2 separate regions of the Homo sapiens genome follow, and region 1 is linked to region 2. Evidence: chromatin loops called from intact Hi-C (ENCODE). Cell type or tissue: GM12878. All regions are shown on one strand. Links, peaks and the distances in the headings refer to the core of each region. The heading gives the core; the rest is flanking DNA. Region 1 overlaps EBF1 (EBF transcription factor 1). Region 2 overlaps EBF1 (EBF transcription factor 1).

Region 1 (16,372 bases), core at 5,522-13,521, 79 kb before region 2:
CACAGCTTCTAATTTCTCGATTACTTAACTCATTGTAGTGGTGTCGGGAGCAGTTTTCATTGAAGTGATTTCTAGAAGCTACTGCATACTTGATAAATGCGCTGAGAACAAAAGAGAGAACACTAATGCAGGGAATGATTGTGCTGGTTTTGGTTGGTTACACCTTTGAGCATTTGTTTTTTTTTTATATTGTTGACATTAATTGCTACTGTAATGTAATAATTGCTTCAAAGATACATGTTTTGGGTGGTGATAGTAGTGAAAGAGGAGAACTGATTCTGTTCTTATTCATTTAAAATAACAAATGAAACTGATAACTCAGGAATTCATTTCATGGGACCAGGACACCCATGAGAATAGGAAGGTTTTGGTAACATATTAACATCCCAAACTGAAAGTTTTGCTTTTCCAGCTTAACGTGGTTTTATATGGGGCATCTCAGTGATGAGTTAATGTGTTATAGAATTACCCTAGATGTTAATTGGGTATCTAGCAATATGCTAAGATACACACCTATTTTCTCAGATTTGCAAGCCATGGGTGTAATTTTGGCCTTATCTTTTTTCCACCTCATCCATAAATGTAGGTTTTCAATTATTTGAAAAAACTTTGTTTCTGATTTTATTTGTTTTGGTGGCTTTTTAGAGCTAAGAACACCATACTAATGCCACCCTGTGAGTATGTGGTATTGCTGTGCACAATACTTCCCTCCTTGTCACCTTCGCTCCACTGTTTTTCTGTCTGGGTCCCCATTAGAGTGACTGCTGCGTGAAGGCAGAGATGATGTCTGTTTCAGAAACTATCATACTCCCAGTATCTAGCCATAATTACTTTTAGTCTGACCAACTTCCCTGATTTGCCTGGGGACTTTCCTGGTTTTAGAACTGAGTTCCAACCCCAGGATGTCCCCCAGTCCTAGACTATCTGGGCACATAGGTGCTCATCAATATTTTCTGAGTAAATGAACCCCTCTTCGTAAGGAGGTTACAGAGTTATGTGGGACAAAAGTGAACTCAACTTCTATTTGAAATTAGTCAGCATCATATATGTACATCTTATCTCCCTGGTCAACAATAAAGGATGTGAGAGCAGGGACTGTGTCTCCTCCATTTCTTTGAATTTTTCACAGTGCGCTAGTAAACATTTCAAGATAGAATTCAATCAAGAGCTAAATGCAATAGAACCAAAGAGCAAATTGTTCTGTGGTATAAACCCAGACTCTACTCCTTCCTGGCTCTGTGAGGTTGGGCAAGTTACTCAATATCTCTGTCATCTTTTTCCATTATCATCATGTGTAAAATGGGAATAATAATAGTACCTGCCTCACAGAGGTGGTGTCAAAATTCAGTAAGACCAAGTACAGAGCACAGCCTCTGCTTCGTGGTGAGTATGAGACGTGTGTAAGCTATTCCTCCTCCTCCCCTGCACCTGCCTGTTCCTTCTCCACACATAATAAACACTGAGCATGTTCAGGTAAGTGACAGCACCTTTTTGTTGTTACATCTCATTAAACTGAATTTTGAGTTGTTTTTGTATAGAATGGTTTGCCTGGAAAAAGGATGCTTTTTTTGTATGTATGATTGGTTCCGAAATGTCTCATTCATTTTACCTGGAGTCTCTTTGCTTTTTTTTTTTTTTTTTTCTGCATTGCCAGGGTAAGGAAAGACAGGCAGCCTACTTCCAAGCAAGTGATCTGTTATAGGTGGGATAGTGAAACTGTCACTTACAACATTCTTGTAGAGAATGAACACAAGACAACACTCATACTGGCAAAGAGAGAAGCTTTGAGGGGAGGTGTGTGATATATTGAGTCTACCTTTATCCCTCTTTCCCTATCGAACCACCTTCCCCTCATGGTAAAGCTGGGACCTAGGTATATTGGTGGCAACATTTCTCTGCTGCTGACCTCAAAGAGACTAAAAGCATACGTGATTGAAATGAAAAATAAATGAGCAGCTATTTATAAATAACTCCTGTTAACGAAGGCATGTGTTTCATGGAAATAATCTCATACAAATGACTGCTTTATTTTGCTCCCTCCTCCATTCCCTTGTATCCCTCCTGCTACCCACTAAGTGGGGCCAGGGCAAGGCTTTCCTTACAGGTCCCCTATTTTCTTAATTTTTCTGGTGGCAAGCAGCAGAACAGAGTGGTGTCACTGGGTTGCCTTTAGAACTTTAGTCATTAAATCTCCTTTGCCCCAGCTTCGGTGATGCATATTTCAATAATGAGCAAGAAAAAATGGTTTATGGTAGTTTAATAAAAGCAGAAGACAAATGTTGCTCCTGTGCAAAGGAACTGAATTACATACTTCATGAACCAAATTAGTACCAAAACATTTGGCTTTGTTCGAAAGGTAATATGCATTTATGGGCCCATTTTTCAGTAAGATAAATATGACACACGCCAAGATTTCCCTGAAGTAAATACTGTAAATAATAAAAGACTCTGCCAAGGAAAGCTGAGAAATGACTTAATCCTCATCCAGTGCTATCGCAATGCCAAAATGCCACTGTCCAGACTTGAGAACAAACTGCCTCTTTAATAAACTCATCTCATGATCAAGAGAGTGCAAGGCCCTTTAATTTCCCAATAATGGTCAATATTCCTCAATTCCGGCTTAAAAAAAATACATTCACATAGGAGCTAGGGCATTTTATGGCATAAGCAAATTTGATTACCAAGTAACAAAATACATTTTGAGGATGGTTGGGAGTTACACGGCAGCAATGTTTATGTGAATAGGTGCAAATGGGGGAGGTTTTTGCAGAAAGTTAAAGCTATCACTCTTAGCCTAACTCTATAATCCTCATTTCGCTTGAGCTTATTCCAGTTAAAGTTTTCTGCTAGCAAAATGTGCTGAATGTATTTCTTCCCTGGGTGCAGATTTGCCTGTGAGAAGCTGGGATGATAAACAGAATGCTGTGAGATGTGAATAATATGAGAATTCACAGTGCCAGCAAGTGCCTTCTTTAAAGTCATTCAGCTGGCTCTAGAAGATGTTACAACACACTTCTTGTAGTAGGGCACATTGTTGTCTTAATGCTGGAGAATAACAAATTGAAATGCCACCTGAGCAGGCAGTAATATAAATGAACCGAGGAGGTGAGATTTGAGAAATGTATTAGGGAGTGGTGGGGACTGGGGCAGACCGGCGAGCATGTGCCTTGTATAAAGGGGAAGTCACCAATATACCAGGTCCCAGCTTTACCATAAGAGGAAGGCGGTTCTGTAGGGAGAGAGGGGTAAAGGTAGACTCAGTGGGCCTTTAGAAATGGGCCCATAAATGGATATTACCTTTCGAAAAAAGTCAAATTCAGTTCCTTTCTAATTTCGGTTCCCAACTAATAGCTGCTATGCAGGAATGTGGACCTAGTATTGCTGGATGTTTTATTTTCACAAAATGTGGGATATCTTGATGTTTCAGTGAATGCTCCCAATTAGTAAATGCTGACAATAAAACCAGAAAGGCTCTGTATCCCAAATAAAACAAAGGTCATGGGCTTAGAGTTTGTGAATTGTGCTTTGAAGTTTTGGGCTTGCAACACAAGAAAACAAGTAGGCTGTAATGAATGGCATTTAGTCCTGAGGCAGAGGCAAAGGTGGCAGCACACGTGGCTGGGAACTTGCTGTCTGCTGGGATCTGTCCTAAGCTCCAGGTGCATCAACTCATTGGATCTTCAGGTCCCCCTCTCAAGCAGGCACTGTGAGTAGGTACTATTTCTTCTCTGTTTTATAGATGTGGAAATTGAGGCTCCAGAAGGCACAGGCAGAATTTGAACTCAGATTGGCTCTGTGAGCTCTGAGGCACCACTCAAGCATTCCTTCCCCTTGCTTTGGTGGTGTGGCACCACAGGAAGTAATGTGAATTGGAGTCAGGGCCTTGGGTTTGGTTTTGCAGCTCCCCACTCCTTCTTGTCTTTTACCCTGAGCCTCTACTTCTTGCTGGATCAAGTGTTTTGTACCCTCCACCCCCTAGATTACCGGGTCTTTTACTCTGAGCCTCTACTTCTCCTTGTATCAAGTGGACATGATAGTACCTGCCCACTTTACCTCACGGGGTGGGGAAGGATTACCTCAGGAATATAAGCAGAAGAGTGTGGAAAATTGTAAAGTGCTCTGTCAACACAAGGAGAAGGAATATTGCTCATAATTAGAGAATACAGAGAGGTGAGATAGTAAAGCCACTGATTGTCTTTGGATCAAATACAATTAAATAGCAATCCCTTCTTGACTCTTCAACTCAATAAAGTGTCTATTTGTAGAAGTGGCTAAAACTGAATTCACTTTGAAAATTAATCAGCCACCACCAATGGCTGGATTAGCAGACTGCGTTTTTTTTTTAAGTGAAAAAGAACATAGCAGATAAAGAAATCTACCTTCCAAACAGAAGTTAACAGCCTAAGACCTGCCCATTGTCTGCCAGGCTCTTGACAGGAGGACAGAGCATGAGGGCACCCCACTGCTGGTGCCTTCTGTAACCCCTAATCAAGGGACTTCCCTTAGGAGAAGCCAGAGAGAAGAGAGGGGCCATTGCTGACCTGATTTGGAACTATTAATTGAAGTTGGCTGATAAGGGCACGTTCCTGACCCAGACACGGTGAGCATTTGAAGAGAAAAAGAAAAAAAGGGGCATGCAGAAAACATTTATGGAAAATACCCCAAGAATGATGCAGAAAGCTGTTTATGCATGTAGGCAGTGAGTAATCTTCTTATTTATAAATGAATGAGCTGACCCGGGGAAGGGGAGCTTTGTGGATTATAATCACAATCCAATGCGACAGGCTTCTTCGCTGAAGAGCTCTCCCCTCATTGACAGCCAAAGCCTTGCAGAATTTTTCCCCCTTTATACTGGAGTCTCAACCTAATGGCAGTGCTAATTTGTCCTCCAAAGTTTCGTGAACTGAAGGTCTTAGTTATTTTAGTTTACAAGATCTACTTTAAGGAAAATCTTTTGTGCCTGCTAGATGTTGTTCTTAACTTTCCAGCTTTCCCTTCTCCACTTTCCCCAGAGCCGTCCTTTGGCTCTACCCAGCAAAGTCTCTAACCGCACCTGTCAAAGAACCTTTCCTGTCTCTGGGCTTGGATTGGACACCCCCAGTTAGAACCCTTGCCTGCTCTTTTCTATCCACAGCTTTGTGTCCTTGGCCACCATGCTGAAATCTGTTGTCCCCATACGAGAAGCCTTTTGGGCTGGGCTCTGTGGCTCACACCTGTAATCTCAGCACTTTGAGAGGCTGATATGGGAGGATCCCTTGAGACCAGGAGTTTGGACCAGCTTGGGCAACATAGAGAGACCTTGTCTCTAATAATAATAATAATAATGATAATAATAATAATAATAATAATAAAATTATTCAGGTGTGGTGGTGCATGCCTGTAGTCCTAGATACTTGGGAGGCTGAGGCAGGAAGATTGCTTGATCCCTGAGTTCAAGGCTGCAGTGAGCTATGATTGCACCACTGCAACTGCATTGCAGCCTGGGACACAGAGCAAGATCCTATTTCTAGAAGAAAAAAAAAAAAAAGAAAAAGAAGCAGGCTTTTGGGCCTAATCGTACTTTGATCATGCCATGAATCAAGTCAGCTTGTGACTTGGGCATGGAGTTTCATCAATACTCTTGCTCAGTAATTGATAGGTAATTATTTTGAGGGTGGAGTTTTGATTGCATTGTGTGGTTGTGTCTCTACAGCCTCATGGGAGACATTGTTATTAGCTTCCTAAGAATTTCCTCTCCTTCTCGACAGCAGTAAAAAAATACATAAACAAGCACTTCTTACTCTCAGTAGATGGGAAGCAGTATACTGTCAAGTTAGGAGCATCAGAAAACTTCTGTTTTGTTTTTTTGTTTTTTGAGATGGAGTCTTGCTCTGTCGTGCCCAGGCTGGAGTGCAGTGTTGCAATCTTGGCTCACTGCAACCTCCGCCCCCCTGGTTCAAGTGATTCTCCTGCCTCAGCCTCCTGAGTAGCTGAGACTACAGGTGCATGCCACCAAACCCAGCTAATTTTTGTATTTTTAGTAGAGACAGGGTTGTACCATGTTGGTCAGGCTGGTCTCGAACCCCTGGCCTCAAGTGATCCACCTGCCTTGGCTTCCCAAAGTGCTGGTATTACAGGCGTGAGCCACCACACCAGGCCGAAAACTTGGTTTTGAGTCTTCTCTTCACTACTCACTCTCTGTGTAAACCGGGGGAAGTTACTGCATTCTCTATACCTCCCTTTTCATATCTCTAAAAAGGGGGTTAAAAGAATACCTACTTCATATAACTAACATATGCCTAGCATATACCCCAAATATTTCTTGGTAAGCTCTTAATAAATGTTAGCTATAATTATTATTATGGAAAATGCTTGTTGACTAACTGAACTTATCGCCAAATACTTTTGCTGTTGCAAAATAGTGCTCACATAGTGTTGGATGTTGAATGAAGAATGAAAAAAATGATTGAATGAGGGAATGAATGAACCAGAAGGCACAGATATATTCATTCATTTATTGTTGACTACCCATTGAGTGGCAGCTGAGGATGTAGCCAAGAACAAGACAAACACTATCCCTGCTGTCATGGACTTCAAGCCCAGAGAAGGCAGACAAATAATAGGAAAATTAAATAAATAATTAAGGCAATTTTTCAGACAGCAAGCTTTAGCGGTGCTTGGTGAACATGAGGACAATTACAGAGAACTAATGGTATTTATCCTACTGTCAACCCAATGGAGAAAGTAGGTTCAAATGTCTGATAAGATGTATGAGAGAGAGAAAGAATTGTTCTATGTTATTCCAAAGAGCAAGAATAACATCCATGTGGTAGAAGTTAACAAGGAAGATGATTTTAACTCTGGCTAATGAAGATACTTCTGGCTCAATAGTCCAGGAGTAGACTGACTGCCTTGAGGGCAGTGAGTTCATTATCAAAAGAAGAGCATAAACAGAATCTGAGGGACATTCTTGAGTAATATGTAAGGTTGCTTTGGATAATCTCTAAGGTTTTTTGTAGAGTAAAGATTCTAGGATTTGCTGTTCTCCAATTGACTAATGAAGAGATCTCTTAGGCTTTGGGATAAGAGAGACCACGTTTCAAGTCTAATTATTAATACTATCTGCGGGACCTTACTTATTTCCACTTTACTTTCCTCTTCTGTAGAATGGGTAGACTTATTTGGAATGCGGTAAGGATTACATTAACTGAGGCTTGTAAAGTACCTAGTGTAACGCCTGGTGCCCAATAAATGGCAGTTGCTGTTGCAGTTGATATTTTTATGATCATTGTTATTAGCATCAAAATTTGGGAATAGCTGTCTTAGTTCTCTGCTTCAGGGGATCCTCCCTGCTGAGGCAGTGACTAGGGAGCAAGTCAAGGAAGTAGTTAGGGGTCAGTGGGAAACAGGTGGTAGCTGCCTTGTTGAAAAAAACAGAGTTGTACAAATGCTATCAATTTCCGGGCCTCATGCCCATGTCGTTACCAAATCAGAACTGCCTAGAGAGAAAGAGCCCTCCTCCATCTCCGATGACAGTTCTTTTATCATTTTTCCCTCTTCTGAGCTACCTTTAGTGTTAATCAAAATTTGATTTCATTAGGAAGGAAAAAGTAGTAAAAAGTGATAGAGGAGTGGAGACACAGTATAATTTGTTTTGCACCCTCCACTCCCCTCTCCCACCGCCCAGGTCTCCAGGGAGATGGCCTTGAAGATACATTCACATATGCCTCTTGGATCCAGGCATCTTTGTAAAATATAACCCCAGAGGGAAAAACACAAGAACATCTTCTTAGATAAGAACGTGCCAATTCTTCTGGTTCAAAATGTCTTCACGTGAAAAATTTCCTGCAGCGGTAGGAGGAAGCTCACACACAGGACAAGCATGAGACACATCTGGAGGGAGCCCAAGCCGGGAACCCGAGGGCCTGACCATCTGCCAGAGGGCCAGATGCTGCTGCTGGAAGCCTCTTGCCTCCCAGCTTGTCATCTGGGTTCGATGATGCCATCCAAAAGAGGGCCACAGAGTGGGAGGGCGATGAGCAATCCATCTTCTCCCACCCACGGTTCTTAATTGTGTGATGTAGGGGGTGGTAGGAAGAGAAGAGGGTTAAAAAGTTTGCCCACAAAACCGCACCTTTCTCATGGAAATGGCCATCCTAAAACACATGGCTCTGACCACCCAGAACTTTTAGAATATTCCATTCAATATCTCTTCATTTTCCTTCGGTCTAAATAGAATGGATGAAGAGGCTTGGCTGTGTAGTTGTCAGTGGGAGCTGCCATCTTCTGTCAACTTGGGAGTGTATTAAGAGTTTCTAACCAATTGCATTGGTCGTTACATTATAGGATTTCCTATATTGCAAGTGTTCTTCCCGTTAACAGCTTTGGTGTCTGATTTTGGCCAAAGCAGATCATTGGGATTCAGAGGGACATCCTCTTCTTTTTCCATTGCAGAAACAATCAAGAGTCTGTGCACACGGCACTCATAAAAGGAAAATGATCAAAACCACACACACAAAAAGACTATTAAATTCCAGATGAGATTACTGCTTCCTGTGATTCCCACCATTCGGGAATGCCTTTCTGCTTCGTGATTGCCCACTGACAGACTTACACAAGCAAGATGTAAACATAGTAGGATTATCTCTTACACTATCACATATGTTTTATGCTAAATCATTAGACATCTAGGATGGTTTTAGCCATGGCCTGTTTTCAGTGCCAGTGGTGGTATATTTTTGTACTAGTGTACGTGCTTTAACTCACAAGTAATTGCAATATTTTCTAGGCATATGCAAGGCAGAAACTGTTTTATTTTAAAATGGCACCTGTTGGAATAGTTTAATATGTAATTTTCATTTTCACGTAATTATTCAGATACATTATTGAATAACTTACGCATCTTGTATTCAACAATATGGGGAACAGTATACTGTGTGTCTACAGTCTTGGGCTGCTGATAGTTCCTCTGCATTCATTAGAGGAATGACTGGGGCATCTTGGGCTGAAACCTTGTTATCGCTGCTCTTTGTAAGCAGGTTGTGTTGTCACTGTAGGGAGGGAGGGCTGTTTTAAGCTTCGTTCCCACATTTCTTTTTGCAGGGCTGGTAGGACCACCACCTCAGGCAGTCTTTCACTGCCCTGTAACGTGGATCCTTCCTAAATCTTCACTGTTGGATTGTGTGGCAACTTCTGCCTATTAGAGTTGCATCTGCAATAAAAAAGCGAGGTTCCTGAGAGACAAAAAAGATAATCCCCCGCTTAGTGCGTGGATGACAGCCACACTGAGTGCAGTACTACCAGTGGAAAGTCTGAGGTTTTGAAAATAGCAGAAGTGAAGGAAATGAAAATGTGATGTGAATTTATACCCAACAATTGTTTTCTATATTTCTCAGGCTAACAAATGTCCCAGTTAGAAAAACCTCTGGTACTGGGTAGTTTGGAAAAATAAAAGTTGCATTGCAAAAATAAAAAGAAAGATCCCATTCTAAGGTTAGAGCAAATGTTTGAAGGTGGATAGAACTTCCGATTCTGGTTGGTGGTTTATTACATATGCTTCAGGGACTTGGGCACATTTGACTACAATGAGTAATTTCTGAGAAAGGATAGTGAGGGAGAAGAACTTTTCTGTCAGCGTCAGAAATTCTTAAGTCTGATGTCAAATGATTAGTAATGATGTGGAACAGTTGCCAATGCAAATATTGGTAAAAGGAGAGCACCTGGAGATATCAAAAAAGACCAGGGGCTATTCAGACCCAAGATAGATGTCTCTGGTCTTCAGTAGCTAAGTATATATACTATAATAACAGTGCTGCTTTTGATATTTAAAAAAAATGTTTTAAAGACAAAGGGTAAACTTAAAAGTCATGGTTCTTAAATAGCAAGAGATTAGGGTCTTCTGGGGAACAAAACTCCAACAAAAGATTCCCTTTTACACAGTTTTAGAATCAGCAATGATCTTTCAATGGCAAATAGTGATGGCCAGCATTTGTTGAGCCCTCTAGATGCCTCGCCCAGTACCCTTTGTGCATTGTCTCATTTCCTCCTCACAGCAGTCCAGTGGAGGTAGTATTAATATCCCCATTTTCCACTGTCAAAGCTCACACCACTCTTCACTGTTGGAGACAAGACATAATTCTCCATTTCCAAACTAATCATCTTATAAAAGGAAGAAAAAGTGACTTCACCAAAACAGCTGTGGGGGCAGTGGCACAACTTGAACTTGAAGCTAAGTCTTGTGGCTCTTTTTGCCATTGGATGGTGGCTTCTATGAAATTCTGTTGCTTGTGGTTAATTAGTATCATCAACTTGCACAGTTCATTTCTTAGTCACATATGCATGTTAACTGTCCCTTTCAACTAGATGAGAGCAAGAATGATTTTTTTTTTTAACGTTTAAGTTCAGGGCCACATGTGCAGGATGTGCAGGTTTGTTATATAGGTAAACGTGTGTCATGGGGGTTTGTTGTACAGATTATTTCATCATCCAGGTATTAAGCCTAGTACCCATTAGTTATTTTTCCTCATCCTCTCCCTCCTCCAACCCTCCACCCTCTAGAAGGCCCTAGTGTGTGTTGTTTCCCTCTATGTGTCCATGTGTTCTCATCATTTAGCTTCCACTTGTAAGTGAGAACATGCAGTATTTGGTTTTCTGTTTTGTGTTAGTTTGCTAAGGATAATGGCCTCCAGCTCCATCCATGTCCCGCAAAGGACATGATCTCTTTCTTTTTATAGCTGCATAGTATTCCATGGTGTGTATGTACCACATTTTCTTTATCCAGTCTATCACTGATGGGCATTTGGGTTGATTCCATGTCTTTGTTATTGTGAATAGTGCTGCATGAACATACACGTTCATATATGTCTTTATAATAGAATGAGAGCAAGAATGATTTCAGTTGCCCTGCAGTAATACTAAGGGTCTAATAGACCCTTAACAAATATGAACTGGCTGTCAAAATGCCTCTGTGTTCGGTGTGTCTTGGGCTGAAATCAAGGGACCCAAATTCTACCTCCATTACTATTTAGCTATAAGAACTGGGCACATCTCTGAAACTCTGTTTGTGCCACTGGGATAGGATAGGTGGGTGGGCAGGGGTAGGGGCAACCAGTTTTTTTTTCTGATCTTCCAAGGAGAGAAATGAAATATCAAAAGTGGAAATTCTTTGGGTATTTATTTTACAAGAGGTTTTAAAGAGCTATTGGAGTCATTTGGCCTACAGAGACAATTTTAATGGAGTAATGAAAGAAGATGGTGAGATCCTGGAGAATAAAGCAACCACCCACGTGACTTTATCCTATGTGTGTAAATATGCACAACACATATGTACAACATCAGAGAAACAAGAACTTTGAAATCATACAATTTGAGTCCCAGCCTTTGCCACTTAGCTGTGTGGTCTTGAGCAAGTTACTTAAGCTTTGATTTTTTTCATCAGGAAGTTGTGGGTAATAATATTCCCCTAAAACAAGATTAAATTAGAGAATTATGAAAAACAGTCAGCATGTAGTACATTACAGGTCTTCAGAAATGGTAGCGATTACTATTATTGAATGAACCATTTATTGAGTGTTTAATCTTTCAGAAACGTGTATAAAGGAGATACAAGAAAAGAAATGGGCAAAGCTTGTGCCCTCTGGAGATTACAATTTAATAGGTAATAGTTGAGGAAAAAAAACTCAACTTCCCATCAATATAGCAAATCTTATTCAACAGTGGATAATTAAATGGAAATTCTGTGATCCGTTCTCCACATCGAATGGTACCGTATTCCTTGAAAGCTCTTTATCCTCAAGTGATTAAGGAATATTTTATTTTGATTGAAAGTGATTTGAAACTTGCCTTCTGTGAAGGGTTAACAATCCATATTATTATTTCTTTCTTTTATTGACTTTGTAGCTAAAGAACCTTTCCTTGTTCAACCTGACTTTGCCTTTAATTTTTCTCTTCCTTGTTATCTGTTGTATACAGTAATTGGGAATTCCTTTCCTTTCCATCTTTTAACCACTCCTCTTCTTTGCCTCTCTCTTTGTGCTGAATCAAGAATGCATTTCAGGAGAAGAAATGTTTGTATATGTCAATAGTTCCAAAAGTATGATTTGGCTGATCTCAGGAGTTTTATTTTTAGAACTTGGAAGTTGAGTTGCATTTCAGCAGCTGGTTGGAAAACAAGCTTCAGATATGTTTACAGGCTGGGAGCAGTTTCCACTTCTGCCTCAAGGGATCACTGGTTAGGTAGTTCAGGCTACCAGGCTTCAGAATCTCCTTTGGCCAGGTCACTCCTCCTGATCTGAATTGCTTACCATTCTCCTCTCAGGAAGTATTTGGTTTATTGATGGTGTCCCAGTAGAATGATAGCATTGTCTTTAGTCACTGACCTGGGCAGGGCAGATGACTTTCCTTCTTTCTGGCCCAGCCTCTTGTCTGTAGATTATGCATAATATTTGGCATCGATTATTGTGACCATTAAATGAGATAATACATGTAGAATGCTTAGGACGTATAGTAAGTACTCTGTAAATGTCCACTGATATTAGTATTAACTTTATTTTCATCACGATTTTTATTATAGAATAGCCAAACAAATATTATCGTTACAATTTTATTTTGAGACAGGGCCTCGCTATGTTGCCAGGCTGGCTTCAAATTCCTAGGCTCAAGCAATCCATCTGCTGTTGAACCTGGCTAAATGTTATTTTTTTACTGCGTTTTTATTCTTTTTCAAAGTGCTGTACTGAGTACTCTGTGCATAATGAATGCTCAATGAATAGTGCTGGTGTCCAACATTTCCTACCTGGCATCTGACTTATTATTGATGTTCATAGTCCTACAAGGGAAAATGATCATCTGTTCTCCTCAGCTGGTAAATAAATTTGGACAATGGTAAATAAATTTGGACAAGATTCTTATAGACTGAAATTGATTTTGGCATTCATTATAATCTTTGTCCTATTTAATGTTCATATTTATATATTTCACTGATGGGTTGTTACATAATATACAGTATATATAGTATATGTAACATTAACTTTCTAAAATCTAAAGGGTTCTGCATTCTGAAACATACCTGGCTTCTTAAAGGAAACCAGATAAGGGACTGTTGGCTTAGAGATGTGGGCGAATTGATACTTTATAAAGCTTTTCTGTGCACTGGCCCATCTGATTGTTGTAAAAGCCCATTGAAATCAGCAGGGCAAGCATGAGTCCCATTTTACAGATAAGGAAATGGAAACACAGGGACGTTGGATTACCTGTCCAGGTGACACAGTAAATGGCCAAGTTCCTATATTTCTTCTGCCACACTTCCTGCTCTTCTCTGTGATGTTGAAAGAGCAACTAATCTTGCCTGTAAAACAACGAGGAGGTGATATCTGGTTTGAGTTTTGAAGGATGGGTCACTCTACATGCCGCAAGTAATTGGGACCTTTTTAGCATCATGGAAACTAATCTGCCACTTGATGGAACTTAACCCAGGGTAGTTTCAGGAGTATGAGTAAAAAAGGGGGAGAAAAATAAACCTGAAAAGGATAAAGACATATTTAGGCATTAAAAGATTTTACTTTTTATTTATCTGCCTTCTATTTTTTATTTTCTCATGTTTGTGCATAGAGAGGATTTTTAAGAACCAAAGAAAAAAAATTCAATGGCCTCTTCCCTAACTCAAGCTTGAAAAAAGATCCAAAATAGATTTGATTCAAAGAATAATATTGTCCCATTATTAAATTTTGGTATCAGAAATGCATAGAGAAATTTAATGATTATTTCATGATGCAATCAATACTCTGTGGACTCTGCCATGTTTGCTGGGAACTTGGAAGTGACATTTTAAAGGATATGTTAATTTTTTATTTTAGTGACCTTTTTTTCCTTCATTCATTTGCAGGAGTTTTAGTATTTGGGCCAGAACTGCTTAAAACATATTTTAAATAAAGCTTCTCAACCTCACTTCCCTCCTTTTTTAATGATGTAATCTTTGATCATTTTAAATGTTTTAACAGAGCTCTTTAAAGAACACCAAATCTTTGTAAGATTTCTCAGATAACATTGTCCTACACCTGGAACACAAGAACCATTTTGAAACTGTAATTTGGTCCCCGAAGAGCCCTTCAGCCTCTTCCCTGCTTGCTTGCCCTGACTGGACTGTCTAGAAAGAAAGCTGAAGATAAATGGGGCTGGATTTATGCAGAGTAACTTAAAGTCTCCTGCCTCTTCTTGTCTGTCTTGTGGAGAATATACTTGGAAATGTGTTTTAAGTTTGAAGCATCCCTTGAACACCTATTTTGTGATTTTGTTTTCTTCCTTTCTCTTCGTGGAACCTTTATTAGAAGACTGACGAGCCTTGGCCTCAGCAAAGGATTAAGTGAGCAGATTCTTCATGTAATAAATCTAAAGACATATTAAAAGCAAGGAAAAGGGATTTCCCCTGTGTTTTGGGGGGATTTATAAGTGCCAAAGGCTAAACAACTTACAAGAGAAGTAAGATTGCCCCTTTTTCTAACCTGGACATGTTCTAATATTGTGACATAGCGTAGAATTAAGCTGGCTTACTAAGTAGAAACATGTAACATAATTGAAAATGCACAATACAGAGAGGAATTCTCGATACAGCAATGTCCTGTTGTGAAGATTACACTGATTTATAAGGAATGCCTTAACTCCTAATCCCAGCCATGCAAGACTACAGAGTCAAGTTGAGTATTTTATAACCAGGGGAAGAGAAAAAAGGCTTAATAATATATATTCCCAAAATTGAATATAAATTTGGAACTGATGGTTGAGCAAGCCATTCATTTCTCTTAAAACAATGTAACAATGAAAACATTTTTATTACATTTTGACATGTGGATTTTCAAAGAAGTTCAGGCATTCTCTATTTCAGAAATGATGGGTATAGCCAAATCAGAGAGTGAGTAATGGAAATGAATGGTGTGTGAGGGAGAAGGATAAATATTGTGGGACATAAACTGTTTAGAAAAGATCAGCAAAGAAGAAACGTGTCAGGCTAGCAGAAATGAAGCCAAAGGAATAACCTTATGTATAAAGTAAGGGTTAGAAAAAAAATCAAAGTAAAAGGGGCGCTTCGAGTAGGTGCTGAGTGAGCAAAATCATTATGGCTTGAAATTAAAAATAATAAAAAATAAGAATAGAAATTGAGTGCACCACTTCTTTCTTTTTTTGTAAAATGTCTTACCAGGAAAAGTCATATCATGAGGTCTGCTCAGGATGGAGAATTTTAAGAGCTTGTTTATGCATCAAAGATATCATGGGGATTGTACCCATGTCTAAGTTCAAAATATATTTTATGTATATATGTCTTAAACTTATAGCCTAAAGGCAATTTTATACAATATATTAGATAATTTTGTGCATGAAACGAAGTTTTGACTGCGACCCCATCGCATGAGGCCAGGAGTGGAATTTTCCACTTGTGTCATGTTGGCACTTAAGCTCATATTTTGGAGCATTTTGGATTTGAGATCTTTGGTTTTTTTTGTTTCGTCATCCAGGATGGAATGCAGTAGCACAATCTTGGCTCCCTGAAGCCTCCGCCTCCCGGGTTCAAGCAATTCTCCTCCCTCAGCTTCCCGAGTAGCTGGGGTTACAGGTGTGCACCACCACAACCGGCTAGTTTTTGTATTTTTAGTAGAGATGGAGTTTCACCATGTTGGTTAGGCTGGTCTCAAACTCCTGATCTCAAGTGATCCGCCTGCCTCAGCCTCCTAAAGTGATGGGATTACAGGCATAAGCCACTGTGCCTGGCCTCAGATTTTTGGATTAGGGATGCTTAACCTGTATATAACGGTGGAAGAGTAAAATATTGTTGAATAGAATATTAAACTTAGGAAGGACTATAAATATGTGTGTGTATGTGTATGTGTGTGTGTGTGCATATAGGAATAAAATGAAGGGAAATATCTTTGGAAGATAGTATTCCCTGGTATGTTACACAATCACAGCAATTGTGGATGAAATCCATAAAGGCTATGTTGACTGTGCATATAGAACAAGGGGAGCTCTTAGGTGAATGGTAACTCATTGGCAAAAATAAATAAATAAATAAATATTTTTTAAAAATAAAGACAATATTGAGCTTTGCATCATTTGTTTGTCAGTGAGACCAGAAGAATAAAAACTGAAATACCAAAAGAAATTTCTAGTTCATAGGAACTGGAAAACTATAGAGTAAGAGAGAGTTGAACATTCAAAACCTTGCCAAGGAGACTTAACTGAGCCAAGAAATGGCTAAATATTGTGTGTGTCTACAGCACACACATACGTATGCGTAAACATACCTATGTAATTTACAATTTACACACATATATACACATAGACATACACACACACACATATATATGCATATACACTAGCTGGCTCTAAGAAGGAAAATTACCAG
Region 2 (16,372 bases), core at 2,698-10,697:
GGGGAGTGGAAAAGGGGAGAAAGAAGGAAAGTGTTGTTGTGTCCAAAGGTAAAATCATTTTTAATGTTTATCTGTCTCAAATTTAGGCTGTGTTTTATTGACAAAATTTAGGAAGGTTGAAGATTTGGCAGGCTTGTCTGTCCCCTTGCCTGTGTGAATGTGTCAGCACCTTATTAATTATGTGGTAAACTGTAAAGGCCCTTTTCCCTCCTACCATGGGCCTATTTTTAAAGGACACTTCAGTACCCCTTTTGCATCTCACAGTGTTTTTTTTTTTTTAATTTACAAGTCGCTCTGTGGATTAATTTTAGCATATGTTTTATTTAAATATATCCTGAATATTTCCAAATTGAAATGGGAGAAATTGTTTTGTGGTAGGGAAGTTGTGCTGTGAGTTTTTGAGGAACGTATTAGCTGCTTATTTTCTAGAAATTAAAAGTATAAAGATTCTCTGTATTATCTTTTTTCCAATTTTGATTGGCATTTCAGCCAAATGATTCTATCACACATGTGGCCCTGGTGGTTCTTCTCTTGCCAAGAAAAGAAAAACATATGGGGTGTAGTTTTTTTTTCCTTAACCGTTTTTGACATTTTTGTTCAATGTAGGATTAGATGACAGTGTCTTTGAAACATACTGAATATTTTAAGCCTTAAGTTTGTAGAGCTTGTGTCTTACAGGTGCATGGTGAATTGTCATTGTTTTTTTTTTTTCCTCCTAAGACAGACATCTAGAATAACCACTTTCTGTATTTCCTGACACTGAAAACAGATATGGTTTGGGATTCCTTTTATAGTTTCTTCAGCTAACGACTCCAGTGACCGCTCAATTGTGGTCTCATAGTAAATCAAAATTTCTTTGAAAGACCCAGCTCTGTTATGTAATTGTAAGTCCTAAGAAGTCGTCTCTCTAAAAAGAAAAGTGAATTTCTGTTGCCTTAAATAATATTGACTTTGCCACTGCATATGATAGTTTTTGAAGGCAAAATAGTAGACCGTTTTCTTCTCTTCTTCTTTCTTTTAAATTAACCTGTAAACATACAAGCTGTGTTTACACATAAGGCTGTGTCAGATCTGGTTGGTCAATCATGAATAAAGAGAAGAACCACTCTGCAAACTTCTGCATCAAACTTACATGTCATCCCCCAAATGATTTGTTCTAGATGGAATTTGGGGTTTCACAGTGGCTAAGGAGAATACTCTGATTCCCTGATTGAACTCTCAACTGTTTCCTATGCATTTTAATTAAGTAGATTTAGAAAACAAAATCAACCTTATGCTACTAGTATGGGTGATGTGTTCATAGCCTGCAATTCGTGGGCATCTTTGAGGCTCTGGGAAAGGAAATTCATCGTATTTTGCCAGGATGCACTTAGGTCAACGAGGAGGACAGTGGAACTTTTAAGTATGGGAAGACTGTGGGGACTGGCGTCCAAGCTGACAATTCACAGGCATAGGCCAGGGCCTGGCGTTTTCCCCTCTGCCCAGCTTAGCTGATGAAAGAGTGTTACACAAGACTCTTCAGAAGTCGATGCCCCCTTCAGCCAACTTGGAGAAAAGGCTTCCTCAGAAACTGAGGCCTCCATCTGTGCCAACCCTTGTAAAGCGGTTCACCTCTTCAGAGGCTAATGCCTCTCAAAACCAAGAACAATTAAAGCGAGAGTCTTTCCAAGCAACTGGGGAATTGAGCAAAATAAATCAGAAATCCTCAGCCTTCGCTCTGGAGGCTCGCCTCATTATGAGAGCAGATCTATTAGCCCTCTTGCCATTGTCTTTCATTTCTCAAGTGAGGTGATTCTAATTAAATTAATCTGCATGTCAATCTATCGGTGATCAATCAAAGAGCCTGAGGTTTCCCCTATGCTGCAGGGTGCTTGCGGCTGACAGGGGCTGATAATGGAGGAAGAAATAAACTGTCGAGCAAAGTTAATTAGTCAACATAATAGGTGGATTAAACGGGAGCGGGCTGATTGCTGTTTCCCATGTCAAAGCATGAGGTGGGAGCTGAAGCTGCAATTACAGACAATTATTATATTTGGTTGTAAGAGGTCGCATGAATAAACATATCTCTGTGGGTTTCAGTTTTAATCCCTTTCCCCATTTAATATAAGGAGAAGCGTAGGTCATTTCTTCTCATTGTTTTAGTCAAAGTTCTCTGAGACAACATCTTTGCCTGTGTCTCTTCTGGCAAACTGGGTTCACAGTCACTTTATGAGATGGTTTCAGTGTCTAAATTATGTCTTGGGCCATTCCCACCAGTTTTTTTTTTAATTTGAAACAGATCTAAGACCCTTAATTAGCAGGAATTTTTTGGGGTGGGGTGATGGTAATAGTAGTGAGGGGGACTTTGGTCTGATGAACCAAACTAATGTGGAAAGAAAAACGTACAAGAAATCTCAAAAAGACATCCAGGAGAGAAAAATGCATCCCTGCTCTTACTGAAATCTTTTTCATTTCTCTATCCTCTTAACCCTGACACAGTGGGGAGAAATATTTTAAAGATTCAAAAGATTTTTATTTGCATGATCAACTGTGATATATGCTTCAGTGTCTAAACTGAAGGGTAATTTAGGTGAAACACAACCACCCTTGTGTAAAAAAATATGCTAATAAAGATCCTCTTGTTAAAATTATGGTTAACAGTGTACCTTCTGCTGTATAACTATAAACTGTGCAATTTTACTTAAAACTGCATCAAAAGCGTTCCATGCCAAAGACCCACTCATCAATAGCTCCTCTTGTTAGACTTGTACAGCATAAGCACCAGTTATTATGTGAAATAGCTATGCAATTTTCTTCAGCTCCCAGCTGTTATTTATTTAACTTGAGTTTATTACCCACCACGCTTTTATATTAAAATGTTCATTCATTTCTTTCTTATGTCTCCAGGTCGTGGTGTCTACGACAGTCAATGTGGATGGCCATGTCCTGGCAGTCTCTGATAACATGTTTGTCCATAATAATTCCAAGCATGGGCGGAGGGCTCGGAGGCTTGACCCCTCGGAAGGTACGCCCTCTTATCTGGAACATGGTAGGCGAATCATTTTCATTGGTTGGCATTGCTACTTTAACTGTGAATATATTTGGTTTCTTTCTTCCACTCCACCACATGTTCTATTCTGTTTCAAATTTCAAAAGTCTTTTTGAATAAGATTGGTCCTCTAGGGTTTTTTCTCTTCAACATATGGTGGCAAATATTTAAAGACAGGAAAATATCTCTGAGGCCCACCTTTCTTGTGGGACCACTCTCTACTCTGGAAATGGCTGATATTGCCTCCTTTCAGGTTGAGAGAAAGAAGGAGGCCTGGACCATTGCTTTATTCTAAGCTCCCACTGGATTACAAAATAAGGAAAGGCCAATCCAAGGGAAAAATAAGGAAAGGCCACACAATTTGGTATCACTAAAATTGTGATATATTTGACATGTTTATAATTGACCATTGAGGTTTTATAATGAACCCATCCTCTTTACCACCCTCCTGGTGTATCTCTGTGACCACCTGTTGAACTTCATTTGGAGATCAGGTTCAATGTCGAGGTTGGAGGTGCTTTCTGAATATGAAGCCCAGACCAAATGTCCCTCCTGTGCCCTGTACCTAACTCTTACCTCTTCACCATGTGATAGAACTTGCTGTCTGTAAGTAGACTTTGGTAGGGAGAAATCCCATTTGTCTTGAGAATTATGGCTAATCAGTGGTGCCTTTGAGAGGACTGAAGGAAACCAGATAAAAATTTGAATCAAGGAAAGTGAATGCCACTCAGAAGAACCATGGGTTGGGTTAGGGGCACGCCTGAATTTTTCAGTGCTGCATGTGTGTGTGTAATATATCCACTCTTCCTCCTCTCCACTCATCCATCCATCCGTTCATCTATCTATCCATCTATCCATCTATCCATCCATCCATCCATCCATCCATCCATCCATCCATCCATCCATCCGTCCATCCGTCCATCCAAGAATGAGTGACTGAGGCTCTGCTGGATACCAGTCACCATATTAGACTTTCTTCAATTGCCTCAAACTCTCAACCCATTTCCCTCACTTCCCTTTCCAGTTTGCTAGGGTCAGCAAGATTCTTTTCAGAACACTACCACACAAATGATCACCTGATTGCCTGCTTTTTTCCATGGGCCAGGAGTTGCCCATAATTTACAAGGTAGAAAACTCCCTTCTCTGCCAGCATCCCAATTTAATAAACACGCCACTCTCATCATTTTTGCCTGGCTTTTTCCCCTGTGCTTATGGAACACACGAACTGTACTTTTTATTAATTAGCCAGATGTAATGCTCTTAGAAGGGATTCTTCACCACATCCAGTTTTACAGTCTTTTTAAAGTAAACCATCATCTTTCAAAAGCTGCTTCTTTATGGTTTCATTAGTGCTGAGATGGATGGATATTACATTTTGCAGGAGGCCATTTCAAACACCTGCTCATGATTACATTCCTAGTTCCATTTCTGTACTTAAAATTATTCTGATCCTCACTTTACAGTAATGTTGTCTTTATAATACCCTTGGAGTCACTTAAGGCATTGTGTGACTAGAGGTGTTTAGGTGAAAGGAGGAAGAAAAAATTAGGGAAATACTCAGTGGGCATGATTTGGAGAGTGCTGCTTAAGGATTGAAGTTATGTTTTTGACTGTGGGTGGTTAGTTGCAATAGGTACTGCCCAGTCTGGTGACAGACTTGACTGTCAGTTTGAAATCTGGGTTCACACTTTCAAAATATGCTCAGGCCACACCCAGCTCCTATTTCTGCTCTTGGGAAGCCAGTGAGAAAGCTCCTGACACCAGGCAAATTATCCCTCCAACAAAAACCAAAAGCAAACATAGAATATAGCCTTCTCTAAAGGATCCCTCTAGGCAATGAGGATCAGTAACGTTATTTTGCAGCATGATAAAGGACTAGGTCTTGAAATAGGTACCAGGAACCCCAAATTCAATTTAGTTTCACTCTGGCCTCTATTTGACCTTGGACAAATCGCTTTAGCTTTTGGGATCCTTGATTTCCTCCTTGTTAAAATGAAGGTGATGATCTGTAGGAGAGTTTAAAAAAAAATCTGTGCTTTGGGTGGGGGCAGGTAATGTAGATAGGGAAGTGGGCTGGGTGGAGGCTGAGAAGACAGGCAAGTACACGCTCTGGTGCCCCTCGGCCCCAGCCAGTTGTTGCTAAGGGGAATGAGAGCCCAAGTGGGGCCAGATGTTCCAGTTTGGCAACAGTGAATTTTTAATTGTTGGTAACTAATTACAAAATTTTTGGACACTGAAGGGAGGAGAGGGGGAAAAAAGCCACTTAGGAAGAATGCAGCCACAGGTCAACAGTTTGAGACCTCTGGATCAACACAGCTCTAAGCTTCCTCCCAGCTCAGATATTCCCTCTTCTAAGAGTGTTAATATTTCAGTTGGGGTGTCATATTATTCTAAGTTTTAAAGTCAGCATTTTATTCACCTGCTTCAGTTTATGAGTCCACAGATGGCCATATTACTATATTTTTCAAAAAATGGTGACATTTCACTGTGTAAGTGGTTGGCCATCCTTGGGGACATAGGTATGTCCTATTTCCTTCAGCAAGGGGCTTTGCCTTCACCGAAGCCTTATTTCACTTCTCTCCAGTGGAAAGAAAGGGTAGACATGTTCAAATTCTTAGTAATGACAATAGCATAGAAATCTGCTTCTCTGCAGAGTGAGTCAACCAACCACACAAAACCACCCACTCATTTAGACACTTCAGGCTGACACATAAATATCTACTCAGCAAAGGATGACTATTGAACTCTTTCATTGGTAATGTGTGGGAGTGGACCTAGATGCTAATTCATGTTGATGTGAGGGTAATACTTTATTTTGCTGTTGAAAAGTCCTATTTCAAAATGCTCTGTTTAAAAGACTTTGAGAATCATACACCCTCATCCCTCTGTGTCTCCGCTCCCACCCCCCACCGCCTTCAAACAGCTACCGCATGGTGAGACGGCAAAGCATGTTCTCCTCTTGTGACCTGTGGGAACCTACGTTCTCCCCCATTCTGGACTTTTTACCATCTAATTTACAGGTAGCCTGAATTATTTTGGGCTATTCTGCAAATCTCTATTTATATCCTGCTTGTCAGACTGTTGGAGGAAGTTTCCTTTTGTGGCTCACCTTTCTGTGTATAAGTAGAGACAGAGATCGTGCTTTACATTCATGCATGGGCTTTCTTATGTGACCCATGGACTCGCAAACCCCTGTGCTCTGATAAATGACCCTGTAATTCAAGTATGAGAGTTGACAAAGGCAAATTTATTTCATAGACTCTTGCATGGTCCAAAGATAGTGAATCCTGGCATGCTATAGATCGTGGAAAATGGTCTTCCCCCGTACTTTCTCTTCATTCATAAATACCAAGATTTTCTTTGGCTGGATATTTATGGGACCATTTAGCCTAGTGAGGTTTCTTCTTTAAGCAATAGCTTTATGGAAGATGTACAGTCGTGGAGACAGGCAGCCTCAAAATGTAACTGCTCTCTCAGTTCCAATTTTTGAAAAAGCATGAGCTCGGGATGAAAGGAGCTGAGTGGCTGCCACAAGGCTATGTTCAGCGCTACCCTGTGTACTTGCCTTGTCTTCCAGTCATTTGGGCAAGTTCATGAAGACTGTGTTCTGGGGAGTCATTGAGGGGCCTGAGGAGTGTTGCTATTGGCATTGTTGTTCCCCTGAGTTCCAGGTTGTGTTTACTTGAATTCAAGGCCAACTGTGGCATCAGTTTCTCTGTTTCTTCCCCCTGTGGCAAAATGCGGTGCCCTCACAACACTGTGGTGCAGAGCCCCTGTCAGCTTGCATGCGCTAACACTTTATTATCTAATGATCTAATATGCAACAAGGCAAAGTGCCCGTGCTCATCATTCTGACATAGAATGCCGGGAGAAGTGACTAAATTACTTTATGTACCATTAGCGCTTGCAGCTATGGTGAACTCACAGGCAGCATTTATGCAAATGCCTGTGAATACACTCTAGTGGCTTTGTCAGGAAACCATCTGACAAGCAGTTTAAATGCTCATTTTTTTAAAGGGGATATATGTATTTTTTTATTTTGGTGTGCATGTGTTTTTCTCCTTTCCTCTCTTCTTTTTCTTTCCCTTCTCCCCTTTTTGGGCTTTTGGAGGACTTGCCTCCTCCATGGTGACTAGAGAAATGTGAGCACGTTCTAGAGCTCACCCACCAGTAGGAGCCATTTCCAGGAGTGGGATTAAGTCCCCAGTAGGGTATTCTTTAGATCTAGTTTTTTTTTTTTTTGTTATTGTTTTGAATATGTGCATCCTTCATATTTATTTGGAAAAAAAAACAATGGAACTATTAGTCAAGAGTTTTTAGAATATAAACATGTTAGTGTTCATGAGCTCTGACCTGGGGTCCTACTTATTTTTTTAGATTGAAGATAGATTCTTTAAAACATACTCAGTTTTTAAAAATGGAAAATGATTGAAATTTAGCTTTTGTGGGCATCAGATACAAATCAATTAAATTTCCCTTCAAAGTTATAATAAAGACTGCAACATAAAACATAAATGTGCCAAGATTTCAAGATAAATAAAAACAATAGTGGAGTTTGGTCACACTCAAAGTATTTTGAAGAATAAATACTGATGATAGACTCACTGGGCCCATCTCCTGGCTGTAATTATAGCTTTGGAGAAATAGAGTCAGGTGTTCACCACCACCAGTGAATTCTGACCTTTTGGTTGCAGTGTCACATTACAACTGTCCCTGACAATATGGTGGTGTTCTTGATCTTTAGCATATGACCTTCTATAATCCTTTTGATCCAGACAGAGGCAGTTTTTGCTTCTGTCAGTTGCCCCTGGGTGTCCAGCACCATTGACTTCCTGTGACCAGCTGCATTTAAATGTGTTTTTCATTTGTTTGGTTTTTTTGTTTGTTTGTTTTCATGTTTTTACGGAAATGTGGAGAAAGATGGTTTGAGCTTGGAGAGACTACCTCAAATTGAGCCTGTCTCTTTTCCCTTCTGTATAATATGGTCCTAACAAGAGGATAGAAGGAGGATCAGGCTCTCTGGCTGAAGTGGCCCTGGGAAGGTCACTTTGCTTCTGTGGGCCTCAGTTTTGTATGTCCAGTGAGAGCCAGGTGGGGTCCTCTCTAGGCTTCCTTTTAGCATGTACTATTTTATGGTGCTCTGAACTAAAGCTATTGGCACATGACTTTCTGCAGGAGGTGACTTTGGAGAAATAGAGCTTCCTGGGAACAGAGAAATCCACTGGCATTTTCTAATAGAACCCTTCCTCTGGATCTCCAGCCAAGGGATAAGGTGTCAATAAGGTGGACTTGAAATCGCTCATTCATACTAAGCAGGCACTACATGCCAGACATTAAGCTAGGTGCAGTAGGATAATGCAGACTCAGTCCTTGTCTTCACAGAATATATGATGTGAATAGAGAGGAGAGGTACTAAGCAAAATTAGAGTGGTGCATCAAAGGGGGACCACAAAAGCAGAGGAGAGTAATGAAGTGTCAGGGAAGCCTTGTTTCAGGAAATCTCATTTATGCCAAAACCGAAGAGATGAGTAGGTTTTTACTAGGTGTCTTAGTCTGTTTTCTGTTGCTTTAACAGACTGGGTAATTTTTGAGGAAAAGGAGTTTATGTCTTACGGTTCTGGAGGCTGGGAAGTCCAAGGGCATGATGCCAGCACTGGTGAGGGCTTCCAGGCTGCATCATCCTATTGTGGAAAGGTGAAAAGGCAAGCAAGTGTGGGTGAAGAGAGCTCACTTTTATAACTAACCCACTCCCACAATAATGGAATTAGTTTGTTCAGGAAGGTAGAGCCCCCATGACCTAATCACTTCTTAAAGGTCCTACCTCGTAATACTGTTGAAACTGCAATTACATTTCAACATGAATTTTAGTAGGGACATTGAACCATTCATCTATTCAAACCATAGCACTAGGCAAAGGGGACAAAAAAAAAAATTGCCAGGTATAGGAAACTGTGTGCAAGGGTTGTTTTGCTTAGGTGAATTCCAGGAACAAAAGGAGACTGAGAGGGCTCCTGTTGCGCCCAGGCAAGGGAGGAGTGGCAGGAGATGAGACTAGGGTGGCTGTGAGGGCTACATCATGCAGGCCAAAGTGGGCTGGTCAGGCCATGGTCTTGGTGGCAATTGCGAAGTGGGGAGGAGGTCAAGCAGGGCTTTGATGAACTCAGTTTCAATTACATGGGCTCCTCAGATCCGGTGAAAGCCCAGGGCAAGTTTGCTCAGACCTACTTATAACTTTGCTCTTCGCTGCTGGACTTTGGAAACTCACCAGGGAGTTGGCTGTGCTTTGGAGCTGTCCCCCTAATTACTCCTTATTGTATCAATAGGGCATGTGTTCTTCATAGAAAGTCAAACATTTTAAGAGTCCTTTCTCCTCTTTTTTTTTCAGATGGCTTCGTATTATTGATTTAGTTTTTCGTAAGTGGCTTAGAAAGAGTGTACCTTTTGGCATCTTTTTAAATTTGTGGAGACCCTCACCTTTTCATGGTCTTTAGAGTAGAGGACTGCTGCATTATTTGACCCATTAAAATGTATATTACCCCACCAAAACTTAGTGAGTGAAAATAAACTAAAACAACAGAGAAAAATATACCCTCCCAAATTTCTCTCTCCCCTCCCACCAGGGGCAATGCCTGAGCCACAGCTCACACTGAGTGAAGTCAGTGAAGGATGGAAGGTCATTTCTTTCACTCTTCCTCATTTTACAGAGACCCAGAGAGGGGATATAATCTGCTCAAGCTTAAACATAGCTTGTTTCTCTCAAAATCCATTCAGCACTCTTTGTACTTGTCCATGTGCATTTCAGGGTTTGCATAGTTTCCTGGTCACTGGATAAACATGCCAGAGGATTTGGGGTCCACCCCAATGCCTATCCATTTCATATTGGCCTAGCCTTGCCTCCAGTCTTTCTGGGATTCCCAGGATGCTGAGAAGAATGTCTGTAAAATAAATCCAGCTTCCTGACAGAAATGTACATTCAAGGGCAGATGATGGATGATGCATAGCTTCCCACATAGCCAACAGCCCTTCTGTGGCTAGTTTTGATGCAGAATCCCAGCCAAGCCCACTAAGGCAAGATCATCTTGGTGAAGGGCCCAGGCTAAGTAGAAAAATATTGGTGTCATCTTTTGTGACTGAGGGTGGCATGTTACAATTTACCAATTGATTTCCCTATTTGAGAAAAGAAGACAGGTGTAAGAGCAAAACATTAGGGCTAAGAATATCCAGCTGTGTCATAAAATAGAGCACTGAGACCCCAGATTTTCAGGTATCAAATCAGGGCTTTTACTTTGTGCAGTTGAGAAGATGCCTTTTGTCTTTCCTTGAAATAGAAAGGATGTGGTAAGTGGTCAAGATAATGCACAACGATGTGAGTGAAGACTGATTTCCAGTGTATTCCCTGAGTAATTCATAAAGCAGGTAACACCGGAAATCCTAACACTGGGGATATGGTAGCCAGCAGGATCTCAGCATCAGACAGACTGAAGGGTTCATGAGCAGGTGATCTATGTTCTGCTCATTTGACCATGGCACCACCAATAGCACTGATAACAAATGAGAAATAGTGCTCAGACTTTTTTGCCATACTTGACAGTAACCAGGCCAGGTAATAATATTTATTACTCTATTATTATTTACTACCACTATTGTTGTTTTTTTAAACTATTAGCATTTATGGATCATTTACTATATATGCCAGCACCATGCTAACTATTTTACTTATCATCTCATCAAGTCTTCCAACAAATCTCATGATATATAATAATTATTATCACCATTTTACAGATGAGAAAACTGAGGTTTAGAAAGAATCAATAACTTACTCAAAGCTGCAGAACTAATTAGAATTGGACCTGGAATTTGACCTTAGGTCTGCCTAATAACAGTGCTAAGAATAATAACAATAAACATTCCCTGAGCCCTACTATGACAGGCACAGAGTGCTATAAGTACCCTGTTGTAAAGAGGAGAAAACCAAGGCTAAAGAGAGGGTCAATAACTAGCCTAAAGTCACACAGCAATTAAGTAGTAGACCCAGGGTTCAAATCCAGGAAGCTTGATGCTGAAGTCTGCACTCTAATCTACTGCTCTGTTACATTACAGTATGAGAAATTCCTTCCATCTCCTATCCTATTGTTCTTATTTTTTTCTTAACACAAGCAAGGCAATTGTGCTGGTATCTTCAACAGACTTTTCAAAAGTTAGCCCAGAGCATATCTTTTTAAAAAATGGGGCACATCATGTATATTTACTTTATAGTTGATTTTCCTTCAGAAACCTGAAGGAAATTTTTCCCATGGCTGGGACACATTCTGCTAGTTGAATTTTAAAAAATGCTGATTTTATTCGATGACTAGTATATTTTCTGTGGGGCTGGCAAGATAATAAGGATGCTGGTAATATTTTATTTATTTGCAAGAATGTCCTAACTCATCTCCCTAGAAATCATTTGTTGACCATATGGGCTCTCTGGCACGTGTACAAGGTGTGGAGGAAGGAGTCCATGAGAAAATGATGAGATGATGAGTTAAACAACCGTTAGGATACTGAAGAGTTTGTAAACCTCATGCTAGAAATAACATGGGAAACCGATTTGGATATAGGGAGGCTAGTTTCTTATATGAATTTCTTGACAAACCTGTAAACTGTGGGAAATTTCCAGTATTTGGTTGGTTGAGCTAATAAATGAGTGAGTCACACCTTACTAATTTTAATAAGCACAAAGTGTGGTGTGTTGTGTGTTGTAGGGGAGATTTGGGGAGGAAAGATTGTTGCTTTCTACTTATATTTTGGCCAGAAATGACAGGACTTTATGTAAAAACTTTTTTTTTAATGAGACAGGGCCTTGCTCTGTTGCCCAGGCTATGAAGTGCAGTGGTGCAATCATAGCTCACTTTAGCCTCAAACTCCTGCACTCAAGCTATCCTCTCACCTCAGCTTCCCAAGTAGCTGGGACTACAGGTGCACTCCATCACATCAGGCTAATTATTTTGATTTTGTAGAGACAGGGTTCCTATGTTGCTCAGGCTGGTCTTCAATGCCCGGGCTTAAGCAATTACATCCCCTTGGTCTCCCAAAGTGCTGGCATTACAGGTATGAGCCAGCCTGGTCAGAACTTTTTTAAGCCTAATTTTTTTTGTCTTATATTTGGTTACAAAAGCATCATAATTCCAATTGCATTGATTTGCCTAATTGATTGTTTCAAACCAAGCTGTCTCTATACTTATCTGTCACAGGAGCTCCCCTCACTTGAGAATTTCAGAGGCTTCAAATGATGTTTATGGGCAAGTGGAAGCTTTGATGTGCTGTTCATAAACCCTTCTTAAGATGAGATATTTAGAAGCAGTGGCCAGGGGTTGATTTTGAAATATTTTTGTTTGACCATTTTCAGTTATATGTGCAGAAATAAATTAAAACCAAGCTCTGCCACTACCTTACTACATGACTTTGAGTATGTACTTTGATTTCTCTGGGCCTCTGTTTCCTCATCAATTAAGGTGGGTCTTGGAAGAGCCCTTCAAGCTCTGATGATTTGTTTTTTGAACCCAGCTAATTCTGTGAGAGGTTCTTTTATGTCTTGAGGGGCTACACACCTGCAGCCTTGGAAAAGTGGCTACCAAAATGCCCAGGTGAAAGGATCCAATTTCCCTCCACCTTGGCCATCTCTGCAGGAGGTTAACAGTTGGTTCTAGGAGGCCTGGAAAAGCCATAGAAATGTGGCATACATAGCCATTGTGCCTTAGGTAGCTCTCACCCTGCATTCTTCTCCCTGGATTTCTTCAGCTGGGAAGGTGTTGTGTACAAGCGGCTTGATAGTTTGCAGTGAGCTTTCAGACCACTATTTCCCATGCAGTAGGTGAGATAATTTTAGAAAATGGAGGATAAACATTTAAACATTTTTAATGGTTGTGTGTTTATGTTAATGCGTAAACAAAACAATAACTCCAACTTCAAAATCATGATCTCACAGCTATTATTGCTTAGGGCAAGACTAAAGTTAAAGAAAAAGTTGATCTAAACAAACATAGCAGCTAAATACTATTAAGTAAATAATAGTGTAAGTGGTACAGGGATAGAGGAAAATCAGGACTGAAGTTTGGGAAATGCTGTTAGAGAGGGCTGTAAGGGTTGGGGGAAGTAATAATTCTTTCAAGTCACCAGGAAACAGTGTAGGACCCTGGGAAACATTCTTTTTTTGAGTCAAATCATTTTTAAAAGAAAGTCCTTTAGGCTCAGTTTACTGTTAGAATAGACTTAAATATCCTAACAGGATTTTAAAAAATAAAACTCCCAAGCTGCTGTTTTTTTATTTTTAAACAAGTAGGGTCTGCATGTCAGAGAGCAGAAATTAGTTTGGAAAGAGGACTTGCATCAGGAGAGAAAATCAGCCAGGGTCCACCCAGGCAGCGCATTATGATAATACATACGGAACCAGCTGGACACTGAGCAAGGCTGACATTGTGTTGTCAAGGGCAGGATCGCCCATCAATTTCTGAGATAGAATTTGAGTTCAGATGACAGAAAGAGCAGCAACTGTGTTGAAACTGATGCATGGGGGAGGGGCAGGCAGGCAGGAACCACCGGGTCTAAAGGCAGGAAGTCCTGGTACCTCCGGAAGGGGGTGGCTCTGTTTTCTCATCTGGCTGCTACCCTTCCTTCTAACCTTAACATCTGTCAGCAAGATCCACCTGGGTCCTTGCATGATTAGAGCCCACTAAAGGGGGAGCTTACTGGTGCTAATTTTAACCCCCAAGAGAATAGAGTGCCTGCTGCTGAAATGGGGGCTAGGTCGACCCAGGAAATGGGACTCCACGTAGCCACCAGTTGTCAACCTAAGAAGCCCATTGTGGGTGTAGTGGCAATTGTTAATAACTTTTGGAAGAATTCTTAACTTTTCAGCTACTCTGTTTAGTTCCTTAACATCTTAATAACACCAGTGATTCCTCTTTAGTTCATTTGCTTATTCATTCAATCATTCATCTATTTAACACTAACACATGTTTATTGACTGACTGCCAATTATATCAGACAATAGGGCTACAGAGGTGATAAGGCAGGGACAGTTGTTAGCATTATGACGTAGACTGTCACATGAGTGTAAGTATTTATGTGCCGATATTAGACAAATAATGGCACACGGAATGATTTAAACTGCAATGATGGTTAAGTGCTATAAGGTACAAATACAGACTCCTAAGAGAGCTTAGAACTGGGGGACTCAGCCAAGTCTGAAGAATCAGGGAAACTTTTAAAATTTTCAATGAGAATGAACAGGAGAGGGGAACACATATTCAAAATTCCACGTGGGGATAAAACATTAGAAGCTGTAGGGAGGGCAAATAGGGAAGGTAGGTTAGGTCTGAGATCCATTTTTGAGAAACTAAACTTGGAAAATTTCCATAGGTTGTTTACTCTTTGACTTTGAGATGTGGTTCCATTGCAGTTTCTTAATCATGAGCTAACAGAACTCAGTGTCCATAAAATGGTAGCATTTAGAGCAGTGTTTTGGGTGATCATGGCCTTACTGTTACGATAGCGGTTGTTAAGTACTTTCTCTGCATCAAGTTCAGTGCTGAGCACTTTGTATGATCTCTTTTAATGCTCTTAACAGCCATGGGAGGGCACTAGTATTATTAGTTTTACTAAACACATTTGGGAAACTGAGGCCATCCTTTAAGGATTTGGTCGTGGCCAAAGTTAGGTTTTTATCTGCAGCTTTTGAATCTCCAAGTAGTTGACACAGGGGTCCTCACCACTGTTTTTTCTTATTGTTTAGTCAGTGCTAACCTCCCCTCCACATTGGACTTCAGACGTGGAGAGAAATTCTCCTGCTATTTGAGCATGTAATATAATACTTGCTTCAATTGAAACAAATTGACGACATTACTCAAAGGCAAATTGAAAAGCCAGATCTATGCTAAATCCCAAGGGTAAGTTAGTTGGCATGTGCAGTGATATATGGGAAGGTGCTTTTCTGGGTTAAGATAAAAAGTCCTGGTATCACGTCACACTATCAGGCACCCCATCTCAAACTCCCTGTGCCAGCCCTGCAACTTGAAATACTCAGTGGACAGAAATGATACTTTATAGAAATTAGGTGGTCATCATTGTTATCAGATGAATATGATGCCATCAGCATGATTTTAGCATCCTCAAAAAAAAGAGATTTACCTGGAGGGACACAAGAGAAAATCTGAAGCATGGATTGCAGGATTGTGGCTTTTCTGCCGGCCTGCCGTGGGCAAGTCGGCTGGGAGATGACCTAGTAATTAAAATCCTGCTTAAACGTATGCTGCTGGTCAGTTATAACAGAAGCACTAACATGGGCAACCAGAGAAAGATAAGAAAAGCGAAACACAAAAGTAACACTCTTGAGCCCACAGGGTGCAGAAATAGATCTGAATGGACTGAGTGCATATCTGAACGCTAAGCATGAAAGCAGAACCCAAGTACTAATATATTTTTATCCCAATCTGTGAAATTAATCAATATTTTATATGCGAACATATGCTCCTGTGTTGCTGGCTTATTTAATTGACAGTTGCAATCAGCAGGATACCAGTTGTTCAAACCCACATTTTTCATCCACAGTTCTGGGGAGAAATGCAGCAGGGGACCCAGGGAACAGGGACACAGACAGTGTCAGATTTGAGGCCTCTTCTCAACCCTTCAGTTTCTTTCATCGTCCTTGGGGCAAAGTAATAAAAATTTCAAGATAGTGCAAATGTTGAATATGAACAGAGAGCAATGTACTTGGGCTACTATTTAGAAGAATGATAATTAAAATGAACGTAGTTGGTACAAATTGAGATCTTTAATTCTTCATTGTTTTTTATCTGTTTCTCTTTTGAACATAGCTGGAGAAGCCAACAGATACTGAGCACCTACTATGTGCTGGGCCTGAGGCAAATGCTGTTGGGTGTATTATCCGTGGGCTGGTGGGTGAGGGGGATATATCCCAGCCAGTTCCAATGTATTGGATCATTTCTTGATAGAGGAAGAAAATATATCTTTGGTCTTTCTTTGCCAAAATCTTCTGGCGGAATCATCAAACCAGCTGTGCTTTTCCAGTAACTATTATGTGCAACAAATCTATAAAGTCAAACCTCATATTCCTCTACCTTTCAACTTTGGCAGAATCCTAGAAACTCTCCTTGATTTGGTTAGCTAAAGGCCTGTGGAATCCAATCTTTGCTGTTTAAAAGAAAAAGAGAGTTGGGGGAAAGTGTTATTAAGGTACTATTTTAGAATAGTCTATTTGTTAGTAAATTGTTATTATTTTCATGATACGTGCAACATTCTATAGTGAAGACCATTGGAATGGACAATGTCCAGATTAAAAATGAA

What was found. A loop is a pair of places that touch in the nucleus more often than their neighbours do. Peaks named below come from ENCODE experiments on the same cell type or tissue, not always from the same donor. Only the 100,000 strongest peaks of a DNase experiment are listed, where the experiment ranks them.
Region 1: a loop joins it to region 2, with 2.3 times the contacts of the local background. A loop is called at or near these places in 2 of 110 quality-filtered maps.

Annotation. Positions count from the first base shown.
Region 1 is chr5:158,891,575-158,907,946 of GRCh38, reverse strand. The region is part of intron 6 of EBF1 (EBF transcription factor 1); the gene reads left to right. Among named protein-coding and RNA genes, the nearest start is that of EBF1, 200 kb to the left of the region's middle. In GM12878, for the core only: no CTCF peak of the experiment used is centred there; a DNase peak (open chromatin) is centred at 9,592; H3K4me3 peaks cover 899 bases; H3K27ac peaks cover 2,235 bases.
Region 2 is chr5:158,809,832-158,826,203 of GRCh38, reverse strand. EBF1 (EBF transcription factor 1) reads left to right here. Exons shown (of 16, transcript NM_024007.5): 8 at 2,887-3,028. Among named protein-coding and RNA genes, the nearest start is that of EBF1, 280 kb to the left of the region's middle. In GM12878, for the core only: no CTCF peak of the experiment used is centred there; DNase peaks (open chromatin) are centred at 4,737, 5,093, 5,733, 6,093 and 1 weaker place; H3K4me3 peaks cover 2,076 bases; H3K27ac peaks cover 3,251 bases.